Linked DNA regions of Mus musculus: region 1 is linked to region 2. Evidence: chromatin loops called from intact Hi-C (ENCODE). Cell type or tissue: heart. All regions are shown on one strand. Each heading gives the region's core, and the rest is flanking DNA. Links, peaks and the distances in the headings are about the cores only.

Region 1 (9,661 bases), core at 3,471-5,970, 160 kb before region 2:
CTAAGGTTCCCTTAGGGAAAAACGAATTGATCAGAACAGGGAAGAGTCTGTGATCCCACGGTTCGTGAGGCTAAGGAAGTTTGAGGCCAGCGTGGGCTACCTAGTCAGTTCCGAGGTAAACCAAGCAACAGAAGGAGAACGAGGCCCTATCTCAAAACAAAAATACCGGTCTAGGTCTAGTAGCTGTGGCTTAGCTCAGTGGAACAGCAGCGTGCCCCACAAGCAGAGGTCCTGGGTTCTAGGCACTGCAGCAAATAGATGAACAAGAAGGAAAAGGAACAAGAAGACGAGAAAGGGGTGGAGTTGTGGAGAAAGGGGGTGGAGCTGTGAGTGGGGAAAGACGTTCCTTTAGCACTGATGGGCAGGTGTAAGGAGAATGGCCTAGAAGTCGAAGCAGGCTGAAGCAGGGTGGTGGCCACAGACTTGGAGAGCAGACTGGCGAGGGATGAGAGATCTTTGAGTAGAAAGGACAGATAGAATGCTGAGAATAAGTCTGTACGAAGTGGGGGAGGAGATGTAGTCTTACCTCTATCTTTACATAAATTTATTTGTGCGTGTATATGACATGACAGGGGAGGGGCTCACATGGCACAGTGCCCTATTTTCCATCATGTGGGTCCTCGGGACCTAACTTCAGTCCCCAAGCTTCCCGGCAAATGCCACCACCAAGCTAGCTTGCTGGCCCTCATCTGTTCAGTAGGCCTAAGTGGTGAGGGGAGCAACCAGCCCTGGCTCCTGGTGCCACCTGTCAAAAGCTCTGTCACCAGGTCAGGTGACTTTCTGTTTTGAGACCCTTTTCTGGCAACGCATGCCTAAAAATACCCAGCACCTGCCTGTGCCCTGCCAGACAAGGCGGCTGTTACTTGAGAACCATGAGTACCCCTGGGGTGCAGGGACTAAGAATCTAGATTTGGGTATGATTTGGTCCAACAGCTCTGGAGGGGGCAGGGACTATCAGACTGATCTGGTTTGTAAGTGGTGTAGACACAGTGACAGTTGGGGCAAGGAATTTGCCCACAGGAGATAGCAACTCTTCAGGAAACACTGAGAAGCTGTACATTTCAAACCTGGGTTGGGAAGATGTACTGGCTGGTTTCATGTGTTAGTTTGACACAGCTGGAATTAGCACAGAGAAAGGAGCCTCCCTTGAGGAAATGCCTCCAGGAGATCCAGCTGTAAGGCATTTTCCCAATTAGTGATCAAGAGTAGGAGGGCCCACTGTGGGTGGTGCTATCCCTGGGCTGGTGGTCCTGGGTTCTAAACGAAAACAAGCCAGTAAGCAGCATCCCTCCATGGCCTCTGCATCAGCTCCTGCCTCTAAGTTCCTGCCCTATGTGAGTTGCAGTCCTGACTTCTTTTGGTGATCAACAGCAATGTGGAAGTGTTAGCTGAATAAAACCTTTCCTCCCCAACTTGCTTTTCTTGGTCATTTTTTTTTGTGTGGGAATAGAAACCCTAACTAAATGCTGGGCAGTCGTGGTGCACACCTTCAACCCAGCACTTGGGAGGTAGAGACAGGCAGATTTCTGAGTTTGAGGCCAGCCTGAGAATAAGTTCCAGGACAGCCAGGGCTACACAGAGAAACCCTGTCTCGAAAAAACAAACAAAACAAACAAACAAACAAAAAAACCCAAAACCAAACCAAACAAACAAACAAGCAAAAAACCCCCCAAAACCAAAAAACCTGACTAAGACAAAAGAGGTCATTTCATCTCTCTGTCTACAGGATTTCTCTACATAGCCCTGGCTGTCCTGGAACTCATTCTGTAGATCAGGTTGGCTTCAAACTCACAGGGATCCACCTGCCTCTGCCTCCCTAGTGCTGGGAACAAAGGCGTGCGCTGCTATCACTCATCTTATTTATTTCTTTGAGTGACTGTCTCACTATGTAGCCATGGCTGGTCTAGAACTTGCTACATAGACCAGGCTAACCTTGAACTCACAGAGATCTACTTAGTGCTCCTGCTTCCGATATGATGCATTTAAAGGCTACTATTCTTGGCTTTTTTTGTCTTTGAAAAAATTTTATCTATTTATTTAGTGTGTGTGTGTGTGTGTGTGTGTGTGTGCACTCATGTCACTGTGTGTGCCTCTAGGTCAGAGCTGGTTTTCTCCTTCAGTCATGTAGTCATGAGGGCTGAACTCAGGCCCCTCAAGTACCCCGAGCTTCCCCCTTAGGACCTAGCTATTATATTTGTCCATGTTACAGATACTTTCAGTACGTGCTTGCCAGTACTCCCAGTGCAGCATACTAATTTTCATCAGGAAACAAGAAACTGTCAGACATCTTCATCCTTGCTGCATGCACTTTTCCTGGGGAGACATGAACAAATGTCTCCTCATCCCAGGGAAGGGACTGACCACAGAATAAAGGAATGATTCTGCTCCATCTAGCTTGGTTAAAGAACAGTCAACGAGTCTGTCAGCTGCTTATAGGAGCAAGAGTGAACGGTTGCTTCTTAAGGGTGATTAAAAACAGACAAACAAACAAACAAAAAAGAAGAAAGAAATAAGTCCCAGTCCAGCATGGGTAATGAGCCCCCCCCCCCCCCAGCTTTATGGGAGTGGCTTGCTTCTAGAATTTTCTACCTCCCAAGAATTCTTAACTCCCAAAGGTCATTTGGGGACAGGGGTGAGGGGAGGGGAATTACATATTACAGATGCCAGTAACCCCACCCCTCACCCACATTGCCATAGTATGACCAATAAACTCACAGGTTCATGGAGGGAGATGTGTAGAATCTTTGGTTTGTTTGGGTGCCTTCCTATTTGGGGCACGTATCTCCCCAAAGTTAATGCAACAGTCTGTTCACTAGGAAGATGGATAATAAGATAGGAAAACAATCGATACGTGTTAGAAATGAACTTTTATTAGGAGAACAGGGCACAGTGAGATGTTGACTATGGACTGCAGGTGAGGGGCTCAGCAATCTTACTCTGGGAAGGAGGTATTTGTCTCAGAACAATCCTGCTTCAGCTTCCCTAGTAAAGCCAGCCAAGCAAGACTTTGAAGACATGTCTGGGGAAACTGTAGCCCCAGCAGAGGGGACAGCAGGTGCAAAGGCATGGAAGCTGAATGCTTGTACTTGGTTGTAGGGAAAGCAAGAGGTCAGTGTTCAGGAAAAGGAGATGAGGCCAGGCATGCCTGCGGAGGGTGATGCTGGATCAAGGCTGTGCAGAGATCTGCAGATGTTGGCTTCATTTGGAATGGCATGAGGAACTAATTAAGGGTTTTGAGCAAAGTGCCATATAGTTCATCTTGGGTGGGTTCGTTTGTTTGTTTACTTTGGTGCAAAGAATTATATTGAGGGTCTGGTGAATGGTAAGCAAGCATTCCTCCAACGATTTGGATTTTTAAAGGAATCCCTGATTCTCACATTGGCACAGACCCGCCGAGGACAAGGTTGGAAAATCGGGCTAAGTAGATGCTCACAGTACCTGGGCAGAGCCTGGACATGACAGCAGTTCAGTAGTGTGGAGGTCAGAGTCTAGGGATACAGGATGTCTTGCCCAAGCTGATGGGACGAGGGGGAGAGGGAGGGCAGCACTCAAGGATAATACTAGACTTTCTGGCTTGAAGACTGGAAGCAGGGATTGGGGAATGCTGTGAAGAAGAAATGTGTGTGGAGGGGAAAGCAGCTGAGCCCGCTAAGTAAGAGGCGTCGGTAGACATTTGGAGCTGGAGATAAAAATAAACTTGGTTGCATATTACACATTTCAGTCATCTGGGTAAGACGAGGACCTCACAAATCAAAGTGGGGTAGGGGCTGGAATGACTCCTCTAGAATCGGTTCGTTAGGCTGCTAGGAATGAGGTGGGGCAGCTCCACTAGAGCAGTTTCATTTTGCATAACTATACAAAACGTTCCGTGGAAGTCCGTTCCACAGTCTCACACTCACCCTCCCTGTCTCAAACGTCAACTAGATTTCGTTTCACCTTCAGCGTTGGCATATACAAGGCTTTCAGAGAATTGAAACTCAAGCTAGCTCGCGAGTGTCCGGGACAGTCTGTATCCCGCGGGTCAGACTGTGCATCCCAGGACTGTGGTGGGTGGGACTGGACTAGGAAACCTGGGCCCTGGGTCTCTCGCGGTGCGTTTGCGAGTTGCAAGAGGACCTCACCATTCTCCTGACCCGAGATTGCGCGTGGTGCTTCGCAGCGCGCGGCCCCTTTAAGGCTCGGCGAGTGACCTCAGCGGCGCGCTCCGGCCCCGCCCCCGCCAGCGGCGTTCCTAGTGCGCAGGCGCGGCGCGGCGGTACCCGGCGGGGCTCGGGACGCGCCAGCGGCGGCCGAGATACCGGGCTGCGGCGCCGCCTGCTCCGCCTGCAGTCTCCAGCGCCATGGGCTCCTGAGGTACCCGGGCGGCGGATGCACGGGATGAACGGGGACCGGGCGGGGGCTGCACCTTGGGGAGAACTCCACTCTGGGGACTTCCCGCGGGGAGGCAGGGACTCGGAGGCCCCCAAGCGGCCCGTGGGTGTGCCCGCTTCGCCAGCGTGGCGGGGCCCTGAGTGTAACCGGACCTGCTCGTGGGGGAGTCGGGGTGGGCGGCGCGGGGCCCAGCCTCTTACCGATGGGACTGTGCGCACCGCGGTGGGTGTGCTGCAGCCTGGCACGACCGAACGGGGCGGGGAGACGTCGGTCCTCAGTGCAGTGGCTTTGACCTGGCCCGGTGGTCGGCCCTTGAGACGGTACATGCGTAAATGGGGGTGTGCGCGCGCTTTGCACACAGGTCAGTAGATTTGAAGGGGGATAGGGATCTGGGGCTCCCAGGATGCTGGGTGTTCAAAGGAACCCTAGAGATTGGTTTGGGTGTGTGGTGCCTGTTTGCCTGGGCACGCCCTTGGACACCTTGCTTGGATGCTTAGCTTGGGGCTAAGGAGCTCCAGGCAGTGGCAAAGCTAGGGAGTCTGGGGAACGGGCTCGGATTTTTAGTTTGTATCCTTTCTTGGAGGACTGTATGAGGCGGGACATCTCATCCCTCCCTCCTTGGAGGCCTTGGTGGGGCAAAGCAGGTGTCTGCCTGCCTGATACCTGGGTGTGAGGTGAAGGTCTATGTATTATTCATCTGGCTGCCAGGTGCTTTATGTAAGGAGAGAAGTAGCAATCTGTGCCCTGGAGGCAAGTGCTGCAGACTCAGCCAACACACACACACACACACACACACACACACACCCCACCAGCATCAGCAGCAGGGGGAGGTGCAGGTCTCCACGGTCTGGCTTTTTTGACAGGCTGTTTGCAGCATCCCTCTTCGTGTCAACAAGTTTGGTGGGCCCTTGGGCTCGGCACATCTGAGTATCTTGAGAGTTCTGTGCAGGGCCGGAGTTGGAACCCTTGGGTGTGGGAGCCCCAGAAGCTAGACTGGTGCTCACCCCGCACACAGATGTGAGGATCGAGGCATCGAAGAGCTCTCAGGTGCTTGGGGCAGAATCAGAATTGGAAAGAATCACAGGGATTCCAGAAACAGAAGACAAAAGACTGAGGAGTATGGAGGTGGATTCAGTGCTGGGGGGTGGGGGGTGGGGGGGATGGACAAGCCAGCAAAAAAAAAAAAAAAAAAAAAAAAAAAGGAAAAAGAAAAAAAAAGGCTTCAGTACAAAGGGACAGTCGAGCCAAAGCTGGGTGACTAACATTCCTCAGAGACTTCTTGCTTTCCATGTGTATTTTCCCAGTTTGTTCTCAGGGCAGCTGTGCCAATAATGTATCGGGCATAGATGTGGGTTAGGAAACTGAGGCAGCAGGTCAAGGCGGGTGGGGTGGGACGGGATGGGGATTAAGTGACTCCCTTGTCAGTGTGGGACTAGTAGGCTCTGGTAGCATCCTTCATCCCTGGGTCTTGCCCAAGTTGCCTTGTAACTTACTGAGCATCTACTATGCGCCCGGCTGAGGGCTGTCTCCCGGCCCTGCTGGCTCACTGCTCTCCCTGATGTCCCTGGAGTAGAACACAGAGGAACAGGATCTAATACCTTCTTCTAGAGGCTCCCAGTCTGCTGCGGAGGTGGACATAGATAGCGACCCCACTGGCCAGTGTGGGTGGTGGGGCTCTAAATACTCCCCTAAGAGCCATAGGTGACCTGGGCGTCCTTGTGTAATCCTGGGGGATGCCTTGTAGATTGCTCCCAGGGTGGTGGGGTTGGACTAGGGAGGAGAGAAGAGCTTCCGGGTGGGAGGGGATCAGTGGGCAGCTTGTCCTAGTTCTGTGGACCAGGCCTGTCGGCTGGCTGCTCTCTCCCATTTTTTCCCCTCTTTTGGTCCTGTGCACTGGATCGGGACCTCAGGCACTCTGGGCAGGCAGTGTGCTGCTGAGCCGTGTCCTCGGCCCTCCAGGACTCCCTGCCTTTGAGGCTTTGCTTCTGTTTGCCAGCTGGCCTGCCCAGGCCTCTCCCCAAGAGGGGCTCGGTGCTATTTCCAGTCCCGCTGTGCTCATTTCTCTCCATGTGCTCCCTGGAGTAGAAGCTGCTAGGCAAGGCAGGGCCCAGGCCTTTCTTGTTTTGAAAGTAAGTAGCAGCAGCGAATGAGACTGGGGATTTGATGTGAGTGTTGGGAAGCCTGGAGCTAGGCCCTCAGAGCTCAATGTGGGGTCTGCCCCAGGACCTTGGCTGAGGTCTTTTTGGGGGCAGCAGGTGCTTGCTGAATACCTCCTGTGTGCCATGAATTTGCTGGCCATCAGGGAAGAGAGGCCAGAGACCTGGGTTGTCCCCTGTGAAAGGCTGTGGTTGGCTGAGGTAGCCCAGCACGTGACTAATACATTTGAGACAGTGTTCTACTTGGGGTAGGGAGAGAGGGCTCTGAAGGGGCCCAGAGGACAGTAGGAAAAACAGCTCCCCTGGTAAGTTTCTTGAGCACTTACCATGTGTCAGGCACAGTTCAAAGTGCTTTCATGAGTTCCCATCCTATCCTCCACTATCCGGTGAGGTGGGGCTGCCACCTTCCCCATCACAGGTCAGTTGGTTCAATCTCCAGGCTTTTCCACTCTGACCTTCGGTATGCTCAGTGCCTTCCTGGTCCTGGAGTTAGAGATGGAGCATGGAGGAGGAGAGGAGGGTAGCAGGGGCCCCAAGCAGATGTGGAGGCCTGTCATGTCTCCCTCTCGGAGGGTTTTGGTGTGATCCCGGTGTGGTCAACAGAAAGCCTTTGAATGTTTGAGAGGAAGTGACACACACACCCTGTGTTGTGAGGCTGTATCATCACCCTGCATCTTGCTTCCTTCATTCTGGCATGTAACTCCAAGATGACCTGCCTCCTTCCTGTTTGCTGCCCCTTTGGTCCCTGGTGTCTCTTTAGTCTCTGCTCTGTTTTTCTTTTGCATATTCGGGGCTGAAGGTTACTGTGCCCCAGGCCCTGCTTTCCTGCTGGTCTCTTCTGCTCTCTGTCATTTGGCCCCACTGAACTGAAACTTCTTTGTTCTGTTTTTGTTTGTTTGTTTGTTTTTTAATTGGAGACAAGGTCTCATGTATTCCCGGCAGAACTTGAATCCACTATGTGGCTGAGGGTGACCTTGAACTTCTGACCCTCCTGCCTTTACCTCCCAATGCCTAGGATTATATAGGTAAAGTGCCCAGTTTATATGGTGCTACCACGCCAGGGTGGAATGTCAGCGGCTGAGCCAGCCCTGAACTTGTTTTCTTAAGGATTGAACCCCTGATTGTCCCAGGTCTCCTGGGCTCTTAGCTTCTCTTGTTACCTTGGGAGGTATGGTCAGTCACCCACTGTCCATGTTCTATGAACGCGGTTAGAAGGACCCAGTAGCTGGTAGTGGAGCCAGGCAAGCTGGATGCAGCCGCCTCATCTTCCTTTGAGCTCCACGAAGACTTCTTGCTCTACTTTGCCAGGTGCCAGGCTGGCTGGATTTGGTGCAGTGACTCGCTGGCCTGCCTGTATGAGTAATTAGGCAGTCATCCCTTCTCTGGACAGAGGCCATGAGACTGCACATGCTCCACTAGGGGTCTTTGCCGACTCTTGCAGAAGCACAGCTGGCGGGGGCTGACGGGCTGTATGTAGGATGTGAGCATGGGAGTTGAGGGAGAAAGCCCAGTGGGTGCTTGAGCATAGGCAGCTGAGGGTTCCGGAATCTGGGCCAGCGAGATGGCTCAGTGAGTAGAGGCGCTTTCTGCGTAAGGCTGATGACCCAGCTTTGATCCCCAGAGCCTGTGGTGGAAGGAGAGACCCAGCTCCTGAAAGTTGTCCTCTATCAACTACATGTATGCTGTGGCTGAGCAGTGCTGAGCAGTCCCTGTGGCCTGGAAAGAGAATTAGGAATTGCAAGTCAAATCCTTGCATTTATTAGTACTGTGTCCTTGGGTAGGTCACTTACCAGGTAGAATTCATGGTTCTTAAAATTAAGGTAGCCGGGGCATGGTGGCGCACGCCTTTAATCCCAGCACTCTGGAGGCAGAGGCAGATGGAGCTTTGTGAGTTCTAGGCTAGCCTGGTCCAGGATGGCCGGACTACATATTGAGACTTTCTCTCAAACAATAAAGCAATAGATAGATAGATAGATAGATAGTTAAAATTAGGCTGGTGGTGTTATTGTACATTATGTATTCCTGTTACTTTGGAGGTTGAGGCAGGAGGATGGGTTCAAGGCTGGTCTGGGGAAGGATAGGATCTGCAGTTTGCCTCATCTGTAGAATGCAAGTGCCAGCAGCGTAGACATTATAGGGCTATCATGACACAGCATTTGTGTTAGTGCACAGTATGAGCATGGGAGCTGGAGGGTTAGCCTTGGGTAGCAATGTTGCTCATCCACCTTGTGTTTTGCAACAAGATCTCTCACTTGGACCTGGGGCTCTCAGGCGAGGTAAGCTGGCAGGGAGCCCCAGGGACTTGCCTGTCTCTACCTTTCCAGTCTGGAATCTTAAGTGTGCATCCACATGCCACGCCTTTCACACAGGTGCTGGGAATCGAACTCAGGTCCTCAGACTTGTGCGGCCAGTACTTCCCGGACCAAGCTCTCTTTCCTGTTCTCACCAGCTTTTGCTGTTTGCTTGCAGGCTGTTTAATTTCTTCAGGAGTCTAGTCTGTCAGGCCTAATGTGGGGAGCTGCATCTAGCGAGGCAGAGAGACACCAGCAGCAGGACCAGACCAGTGCAGCCGTACAAACCGGTCTGTAGCAGGACTGTCATCCATGTTCATTGAACGTGATTTCTGCCTCCCGGAGACCAGAAAGGGAGGAAGCAGAGTGGGAGCTCCTAGGTGGGAGGGAACTCGGAGGCCTCTGGGTTTAGGTTTTCTCCGCGCTCCTCCTCCGGGCTGGCCCTGCTCTATGAGATGCGAGGTGGAGGCTTGTACAGCACACTGAGAAGTTGCTGACAGCATTTGTTTCTTCTTCTTTAGAGATTTATTAACTTTTATTTTGTGTGTATGAGTTTTGCCTCATGCCTGCATGCGTCTAGCGTACCCAGGGAGGTCAGAAGAAGGCATTGGTTCCCCTGGAACTGGAGTTAAAGATAATTGTGAGCTGCCATGTGGCTGCTGGGAATTAAATCTGGGTCCTCTGCAAGAGCAGCCAGTGTTTGTTCTTTCTTTTCTTTCTTTTTTTTTTTTTTTTTTGGGTTTTTGAGACAGGCTTTCTCTGTAGCCCTGGCTGTCCTGGAACTCACTTTGTAAACCAGGCTGACCTCGAACTCAGAAATCTGCCTGCCTCTGCCTCCCGAGT
Region 2 (9,661 bases), core at 4,621-7,120:
GCTAGAGTCCAGGTCTCAGGCTGCAGCCTGGGTTCACTGTTTGAGGACAGAGGAGCAGGGAGGCAGGCGCCCCGAGCCAGCAGGCTTTTATGCGCCACTATATGCCTTCGCTGTCCTACAGTGGTCCCGCCCCACTCCCACTGCGGTCCTCCCACTACCCTGCCCCCCAGGTCCACTTGAGGGGGCACTCAGGAGTCACACCAGCTTCCGCCCTTGTCCGTAGGCCCAGTGGCCCCACATGCGTCCTTGGACACTTCCCTAGCTGCCCCATCCTCCTCCTCTTCATCCTCCTCCTCTCCATCAGTGAAGCTGCCTTGGTTAGGGCCATAGGCTAGAGTGGTGTGTGCCAGGTCCACCTCAATGGGGAAGACGTCGGCGTCCTGCAGCACTGCATAGCAGTCATTATAGTACTTGGACATGGTGGATACGAAGCGCTGCAGCTGGAACACGATGTCCTGGACTGGGACAGGAGGTGAGCAGACAGGCCCAGTGACTATGACGGCTTCCTCTCAGGAAAGACCTGGAGCTGGTCTGGCCTTCCTGCTGGGACACTTCCTGGGCCCCAGGCTTCGGAAGGGTAGAAAGGGGCCCAGCCAAAGGCTTCCTGGCCTGGCCTACTTGGCCACTTAAGTCCTCCAAACTCTTAGCTCAGGAAACAAAAGGTTCCCTGAGTGAGTAGATCATGGACCCAAGCTCTGCCCCCAACCCAGCCAGGCTCTAGGTGGACTCCTGTCAGGGCCTTAGGTGTCTTGGGTAGACTACCCTCTCTCTCTGGGCCTCATGTCTGATTTAAGGAAGGACTGGCACCCCCCCCCCTGGGCTAAGTGCCAGGAAAGGATGGCCTAGGGAAGCATGGGCCTCGGAGCCCCCCACGCAGCCCTCACCGTGCTTCTGGTCCAGCAGCTCCATCTTCTCCAGAACATCTTTGCGCATCTGGGAGAAGCGGGCTCGAGCCTCCTGGCGGCAGCGCAGAATGAGGCGGTACTCATAGTTGCCTGTGCTCACTCGGTATAGCGGCTCGCCTAGGGCCTGGAGCAGGCAAGCTTGTCAGCGCCCTTGGGTGGACCTGGGCCTCCCAGGGACAGGTGGGGCTGGAAGGCTGTAGGTTGGCCCAGCTCACAGCTGTACCACAATGGGCTTTCGAGGCCAGTGATGGACAGAAGCTAAAGCAGTAACTTTGGAGGGAGAAAAATCAACCACAGAAACACGAACACAGCTCACATGAAATAAATGAGTATTGGTCAAAGGATGGACCCTGACTGCAAACACATAACAAAATAGAAACAAATGAACAACAACAACAACAACAACAAAAAAAACCGCCCAGGGGCTGGAGAGTGGTTCAGTGGTTAAGAATAGTCGTTGCTCTTGTACTGGCCTGGGTTTAGTCACCATGGTCGTGCACAACTGTCTGTAGTTTTAGTTCCAATACCCTCTTCTGACCTCCACAGGCACCAGCCACACAAATGGACACACACACCAGGCAAAACACACATACATACATACATACATACATACATACATACATACATACATACACACACACACACACACACACACACACACACACACACCCCAACTTTTTTCTTTTTAAAATCAAAACACAGCTCAGAAGAGAACTGTTAGCTTTTTCCTACAGGTCCCTCACAAACTTGGGGAAACTGACCTACATCAGATCCGAGAAATTACCTCATGGCCAACTGGCTGGTACCCCAAGCCAGAGGAACCGGTAAAATAAGTTGATAGCTCCAAACTCTAGGAACTACAGTCCACTTAAGACCCCAGGATGCCTGACATACCCACCATCTCTGCCAGACACCCCAGCCATCCTGATGCCACTGTGGGCAAACCCCCTGGGTACTCACAATGCAGCTGTATTCCTCGTCATCCATCTCCTTCACCTTTAGACAGTACGACTGTGGGACGGGATGGAGGAAGCCAGGAAGTCAGTGGCCAAGCTTCCTGGACTTCCAGCCCCCTGCCACGCCTCCCTATGCCCTCAGGCCACACCAAGAGAGCGACCATATAGGCCACCAGGTTCAGGACCACCTGGGATAGGCTGGAAGCAAGCATGGACGGAGACCCAGGAAAGGGGAACCAGGGGTATGAGGCTCCCCTCTGGAAGGTTACAAAGGCCTGAAGGCTTGAGAAATCCCAAAGCAGTCATATCCAAGTCTCAGGAGACTCTGGGGACAGCACTTGCCTAGCATGAATAAGGCCTAGGGCTCTATCTCAAGAATAGGAAATGGCTAAAACCAAAACCAAAACCCAACGATACTGTGTGTGGTGGCACTGGCTGCACAATAGATCCTGGCAGCTCCTTGAAGACAAGCTGGGTATAGGCTTACTAAGTCAGGACTCTAAGAGCTGCAGCAAAAAGCCTGAATACTCAACAGGCCATTTTCTTAGCTCCTTTAGCATCAGATTATCATCTAGGACTCAAAACACCTTTTTCCTAAACCTAGTCTGAGCTGCTGCTAGAAATGATACAGAATGGGAGGGCAGCTAGGAGCTCCTTGGTGTGGGAATGCAGAGTCTAGGCTCCTCCTAATTGTCTAATCAGGACTTTAGTCCCACAGGCCTGACGCAGCTGAGGTCTGGGCCCAGCCTGCCTGCTGGCCTCAGGGCTGGCCTCCAGGGTGAGCTCACCTCAGCTAGCCAGACACTGCAGTCCACTTACCAGGTACTCAAACTTCACATCCAGGTACTTCTTGATGGTGAGGCGTGTATCAGGGATGGCTTTATTGAGGTACGTGTTCAGGTCCGTCAGCATCTGGGAGGTTGGGACAAATGTCACTAATGTGTTATCCCTTCCTGGGGACTTGGGCAAAGGACATGTGTCAGGGTTAGAAGACTACGTCAAGAAATGTGACCTAGCAACAGAACAGTGTTCAAACCAGTCTTGAGTTGAACAGGGACCCAGGGCAGCAGTGACTGATGGATGGATGGCCACAGAGGTGACAAAGCTAGTGTCTGCATCTGGCACCTGACTCCAGCCCAGAATCCCTCCTGTGCTAGCTATCGCTCCTGCCTTGGCCAGTGGGGCACGCTGTACTCTGAGAGACCCACCGGTTTGATGGTTTTCAGTAGCCGAATGCCGAACTTCTCAATGCTGCGGTGTGCGTCTGCAAACTTCACAAATGCTTCACTTGCTGCTGGCTGCGGCTCCCGCACCCCAATCACAGAGAACACGTCCCCAAAGGCTGCATGACAAGTTTGTCTTGAAGCCCTCACTTGACCAACAGAGAAGCCAGGGGTTTTCTGGGTAGCAGGACAGGGGTCTACATCCAAAGGGGTTACATCTTCAAGAGGCTTGGGCCATACTACCAAGGGGCTGCGTCCTCTTTCTAGGCTTACGCTCCTAGAGGGGCTAGTTTGTTCCCTCAGTGACCAGACAAAAGCCTGAGTGCAAATCAGGGGTTCACGCTAGTCGAGAGCAGAGCACCAGGCTGAGAACCCAGACACCTGGGTCTGAATGCCATCTCTGCCACCATGAGCTCCGGGACCACTTCCTGTCTGGACTTCCTTTCCTGGCCTGCAAATGGGGTTTTGTCTATCCCACCATGGGACTGAAGAGAGCAAACTTAAAGAGAAGCTGCCTGCACTGTAAGTAGCAGTGAGACAGGGCATTGTAAGGCCAACCAGACCAGCTGCTTCATGGTCACTGCCACACCCAGCATCAGACTGGGTCAGAGCAGAGTGCTGGACTTGGTGTGGGGATGAGAAGGGCCCAGAGAGGAAGCTGGCCACACCTCACTGTTAGGTGCTACTAAGTCTTGAGGGACAGAGGTTTGCAGTAAAACATGGCATGTCTGGGGATGCCATTACCCCGGTGGGTCTGCGACAGCTCATAAAAGGCCCGTAGGAGATTCTTGGTGTGTTCCGTCATCCCTGTGGGAAGAGTTCCAAGTGACAGAAGACAAAGACCCAGGTCAGAGATCACATTGGCCCCCCCAGCCTTGCGGCCTGAGGTCCCCACTATGCATTAGATCCTTAGGCTTTCCCCACTGCCTAGGGATGAAGGCTGAGTTGGCCCCCTATATGGATCCCATGTGACAGGCATGTGACAGCCATGTGACAGGCAACTGGGATTATGTATGACACACAATCTCTTAGGGGCTCTCTGATAGTGCAGAAATTTACAGGGGCTCCTGATACATTTACTGTTCCCCAAACTTTCTAGGTAGTTCCCCTGCCCCACTGCCACTCTCTAAGACAGGGCCCCCATGGCAGACCAACACCAGGCACTTCTTGGCTGAGACTCCTCCCTACCTTTGTACAGCTCAGCAGTGCGTTCCAGCTCCTCCAGCCGCTTTACCAAGCCATCTGTGGAGGTCAAGACCAGGGGCATCTGTGGGCTCAGCAAGCCAAGGGAGAACAACAGCCCTGCAGAGGCCAGCTGTGAGGAGAGGCTATGAAGAGGCTCTGGCTGGCCCAAGTCTGGCGAGCACGGCCCTGGAAGGCCTTGCCTATCCCCTGTTCCCTCTGCCTTACTAAAAACTACTGGATTGCACTCCAAAAGCCAGCCAAGGTCTCTTCCCCGGCTTGGCCACTTCTTGGCTATCTACCAAGGCTAAGTGCTGAGGCTCAGCAATCAAAAGCTCCCATGGCTCACCTAATTAACATGCCTAGTCAAAACAAACTCCTATGGGGAGTGACTCTGGTAAAACCAAGATCCAGGTCCTGCCCTCGGGGCTCCAAGTGCAGCAATGGACCTCCCCAACTCTGGATAGATCCCCACCTGTGGGGATGAAGGACACACACCGCTCATGAGAGGGTGAGGGCCTCTAGGCCCTACCCAGGCCAGGTACTGGCCCAAGAACACCTGCAGCCACACTGGGTCACCTCTCTGTGTGCCAGGAACACTTAAGGTCCCTGATAAGCACTGGCCCTTCTCCAGCTTGCACCTTGGGGCAAGGACCACTTTGCCTATCCTACAGAGAAAGCTGAAGGGTGAGAGGTAGGGCAGCTGGCCCAAAGTTACACAGCTATGTCTGTCTAAGCAGAATCCTGCTCTCAGGCTTTGGTGCACTTTGGTGTGAAGCTTCAGGCAGGGTATCTTAAGCAGGAGGGGAGGGGAGGGGAGGGGAGGGGAGGGGAGGGGAGGGGAGGGGAGGGGAGGGGAGGGGAGGGGAGGGGAGGGGAGGGGAGGGGAGGGGAGGGGAGGGGAGGGACTCCACACAGGCAGAGGCTTTTCTCTGGGCAGGAAAGCTTGCTGTGTGAAGGAAGGGCTAGGACTGGGAGAGGGGGAAGGTGTACACCTTGGAGGTCTTCAGGAGGCTGCTGTGGCCCACAGCCTCTATGTCCTGGCTCCCTAAAGCATAAGCACGTGGCCAGCAGGCAGTTGTTTTTAGCTGGGTCATGGGACATGACAGCTTCAATTTTAGAAATCCTATTTACAGCTAGGGAAATTGCAAGGTTTGGGGGAAACAACAACCAGTTCTAATTTCATCTCAATGCACAGTGACTACAGTAACAAGGATTTATAGGCACCACGAGGCTGAAAATAGCAGCCGCCACTTTGTACCCTATTTGGAACATGCTCAGGCCCCACCCCCATTCTCCCAGCCAATAAAGACCCTGTGCCCAGCTGAGCCCACAGTTTATATGGGTATTTTTATCTTCCCCGCGTACATGCATAGCACTGCTATTTATAAGCATAGGCTGGCGACGGCAGGAGCAGGAGCACGGGTTCCATCAGCCTCCTAGGGAGACATCCAGTGTGTGTGTAAAGTGCCTTGCCTGCACATGGCTTCTCCCAGCACAGGCAGAGGAAGTGGAGACAAGGACAGCAGCGCCACCTCCTGGTCAAAGGCAAGACTGAGGAGGACAGCACAGTGCAGGACAAGTAGTGGAGCTCCACACAGTGGGCTGTAGTGGAACATGCAGGCAGTGGAGCGGGGCTCAGGCTGGCCAGGCACCCCAGCTAGAAGGGAGCACCTGTCCTCCCAAGTCTGTGTTGCCCCCAACTCCTTGGTGGCGACCTAAAGCCCACAGCTGACAGCTGTAGGAGCTCGTGGGGAGCTGACGAGGTGTAACCTGGCTGTCCACACTGAGGCGCATGAACACTATCAGGCCCATTGCTTGATGGGAGCTGAGCCAGAGGGTGGAAGGAGGACTTACCGTTACACAGGATGGCGCGGCTTAGGCCCAGGGCATCAGCTGTGCCTGAACTCATGTTTTCTACCAGCCGGTGCTTGACTTTCTTCAACACTGGAGCAAGAGAAAGGCCAATGAGTCTGCTGCTGGCCGGGCTGTCTAGGCCACGCCCCATCACAGCTGCCTCACTGAGTGTGCGAGTAGATGGAAGACAACAAGCCTCGGCTTGGTGCTTGGAGCAGTTAGGAAGCAAGGGCTCACAGCAGTCTATCCTGGGCTACTTGTCCTACTCACCCCCCCTCCCCCACTGGGAGGAGCTGGACAGGTAAACATGGAGTGCTTGGCACAAAGACTGTGGCCTGCTCTCTGCTACCGGTGTCAGTGAAAGCCCAGAACTTGTGTGTGCAAGCACCAGCACACAGGCCAGACAGAGAAAGCCTTATCACTCCTCTTTCCCATCCAGCATGAGAAAATCTGTGCCAAGGTAAGGGTTCTCCAGCTGGACACCTCAGGGTGGTGGGCATCACTAAGTGCCACTGGCTGGTCACTTCATGTAACCAGCTAAGATCTCGGTACAGGTCCTGGGATGGAATCAAAGTGCTCAATAACAAGCATATCAGACCAAGGAAGTGGCACACGCTTTTAATCTCAGACCTCGGGAGGCGGAGGCAGGGGATTTCTGAGTTCACGTACAGCCTGGTCTACAGAGCATGTTCTAGGACAGCCAGGGCTACACAGAGAAACCACTGGTGAGGCTGGTGAGATGGCTCAGTGGGTAAGAGCACCCGACTGCTCTTCTGAAGGTCCGAAGTTCAAATTCCAGCAACCACATGGTGGCTCACAACCACCCATAATGAAATCTGATGCCCTCTTCTGGTGCGTCTGAAGACAGCTACAGTGTACTTACATATAATAAATAAATAAATAATAAAATAAATAAATCTTAAAAAAAAAAAACCACTGGTGAGCTCATTTGTCCTTAGTCTCTGCCCTAAAGGGCTGTGGGCTCTAGGTAAATATGGATTATCTGGGTGTTCTGCCAGGAGACCACCAAGCCTCATGTCTCACAAGATCTAGCCCTTCTAGCCACAGGCAAGTTGCCAAACAGCACACTGTGATGGTTTGAATAGGTATGGCCCCCATAGACTCATGTGTTTGAATACTTGACCCACTTAGGAAGTGTGGCCCTGTTAGAGGAGGTGTGGCCTTGTTGGAGGAGGTATGGCCTTGTTAGAGGAGGTGCGGCCTTGTTGGAGAGAGTGTGTCACTGTAGGGACAGTCCTGGAGGTCTCTTATGCTCAAGCTATGCCCAGTGTGATACACAGTCTCCTGCTGCTTTCAGATCAAGATGTAGAACTCTCTGCTCCTCCAGCACAAGTCTGCCTGGATGCTGCCATGCTTCCCACCATGATGATAATGGACTAAACCTCTGAAACTGTAAGCCAGCTCCAATGAAATGTTTGCCTTTATAAGAGTTGCCTTGGTCATGGTGTCTCTTCACAGCAATAAAGCCCTATCTAAGATATACATTATAAGGTCCAGTTTGCACCACACATCTTCCCAAAAGTACATAGCAGGAGTGGCCATGGAGGAGGGGGATTAAAATTGGATGTGACACACAGGTCAAGGTATGGTAGTGAAGGGTATAAAATACAGGGCAGTGAGCATGCAGGGCCAGGGGCCTGTGAACAGCTACAAGGAGAGCACCTGGCTCCTCCCAGCCTTTTGGATTAGCTTGGACAGGAAAAGCCAGAGCCCCTGGCACATGGCTGCTCTGGCCTGTCTTACCAATGTCCAGGGACATGCCCTGCTTAGGGTCCGCCTGCAGCTTGTTGTAATGGATGGTCACCTCCCCCTACAAGAGCAGTACAGACACAATCAGGACAGTGGCCCCTGGCTAGAGCCCCCCAGAAACTACTTTCTACACATCTGGCTCTAGTACACCAACCAGAAGAAAAAGGAGCAGGGCTTCTCAGGGACCAGGAGGGAAGGTAGAGTGACTTGGGGATTCACTTAGTCCCATGTTCTAGTGACTGCTCAGGAAAGGACATCTGTACATGGAAGGCCACATGGTTACTCTAGTCCTTGCCATCCTAAGGCCTCTGAGATTGGGGCTGAATGTACTCTCAACAAACGTGGACTGAAAACTTACACCCACAGAGTGAGCCAACATGGTCAGTCGGGTAGGGTGTGAAGGGTCCCTTGGGACGGACATGGTCCTGAGCTCTGAGTCCCTCCTCAGTCTGCCTGGTGCCTAAAGGGGCACTAGGTGGGGCTACAGAGGTAACCCCTTAGTTCTCAGTGAGGACAGTACCAGGATGACTTAGGGACAGGATTAAGAGTGTGACAAAGAAAGTCAGAGCAATGCCTGAGTAGAGCAAGAAGGGGACCATGGGGGCTGGAGAGATGGCTCAGTGGTTAGGAGCACTGGTTGCTTCTGCATAACCTGAGTTCAGTTCTCAGCACCCACTCTGTGCTTCACAACCATCCGGAACTCCAAGCAGGGGATCTCATGACCTCTTCTGACCTCTGAGGGCAGCAAGGACAAATGTGGTGGTGCATATACATACTTCCAGACAAAATGCACATAAAATAAATCCAAACTTCAATATGCGCACACACACACACACACACACACACACACACACACACACACACACACACACACACACACACAGGGCAGGGGATAGTAAGGGTTGGTCCTGGAGCCTGGGAGGGTGCCAATGGGAAGGGGAGGGTTTGGGGCCTCAGGCTCTGGGCCCAAGTCTACACAAGCCGAATCCCACCCTTGACTCTGGGACTGCCTATCTTCTGTGGCTTTACACTCTCTCATGCGTCCCTCGGCAGTTTTCCCAAGGGTCTTCAGTGGCTGAACTGCCAGGGAACAGTGAGCAGGCCACGCTTCTTTTGTGAGTGACAAGGACTCAGCACAGAGCAGGGTTCAGTGGAACATCTAGGGAGGGGGATGAGCAGGTGGAAAGGATGTGGGCTGCATCTGGACCAGAAATGTCTGCGCTCAGGGTTCTCCATAGCCTCAAGTCCTTGGAGAACTTGGGAAGTAGTCCCTCCCCAAAACTCTAGGGCAAACATGGCCCAGCTGTGCTCACTAGAGTCTACTGACTCAGTGAAGTCACTGTTAGCATCTAGTGCCTCTGCAGCCCCAAGCAGGGACATCCCAGCTCATCTGAGTGTTCAGCATCTCTGGGAACTCACAGGAATCCAGGGGTCCAGGAGACTGGAATGTGTCCCTCATAATGCTCTCTAAGTAATAGGCAGTGAACCCTGAGCCTGCTAGGCCCAACAGCCAGGGACCTGACAGCCTTTGTCTCGTACTACAGAGCAAGCTTCCAGCTCTCATAATCATCTTACCTTCACTTCCTGAATCATCTTCGCCACCTCTACCTTGGTTTTTCCTTTGATTGACTTGCCATTGACCCCAGTGATCTCGTCACCAGCTGCCACAGTGCCATCCAAGGCTGCAGGCGTGTTATCAAATACCTGCAGATGTATAGGAGTAGGGGAACAATGGAGTGGAACTTGGGACCTAAGCAGGCCCTCCTTC

Evidence for each region. A loop is a pair of places that touch in the nucleus more often than their neighbours do. Peaks named below come from ENCODE experiments on the same cell type or tissue, not always from the same donor. Only the 100,000 strongest peaks of a DNase experiment are listed, where the experiment ranks them.
Region 1: it touches region 2 in a loop (4-fold over the local background); 1 of 42 quality-filtered maps calls a loop at or near these places.

Annotation. Positions count from the first base shown.
Region 1 is chr15:79,397,877-79,407,537 of GRCm38, reverse strand. Tmem184b (transmembrane protein 184b) reads left to right here and starts at 4,235. Exons shown (of 9, transcript NM_172608.1): 1 at 4,235-4,353. In heart, for the core only: a CTCF peak has its summit at 4,431; DNase peaks (open chromatin) are centred at 3,527, 4,207 and 5,227; H3K4me3 peaks cover 2,500 bases; H3K27ac peaks cover 2,204 bases.
Region 2 is chr15:79,239,520-79,249,180 of GRCm38, reverse strand. Pick1 (protein interacting with C kinase 1) reads right to left here. Exons shown (of 13, transcript NM_001045558.1): 4 at 9,469-9,597; 5 at 7,888-7,954; 6 at 6,124-6,213; 7 at 4,273-4,326; 8 at 3,829-3,891; 9 at 3,070-3,203; 10 at 2,681-2,773; 11 at 1,866-1,916; 12 at 885-1,029; 13 at 1-460. The coding sequence ends at 189. Among named protein-coding and RNA genes, the nearest start is that of Slc16a8, 10 kb to the left of the region's middle. In heart, for the core only: no CTCF peak of the experiment used is centred there; DNase peaks (open chromatin) are centred at 5,780 and 6,370; H3K4me3 peaks cover 279 bases; H3K27ac peaks cover 1,806 bases.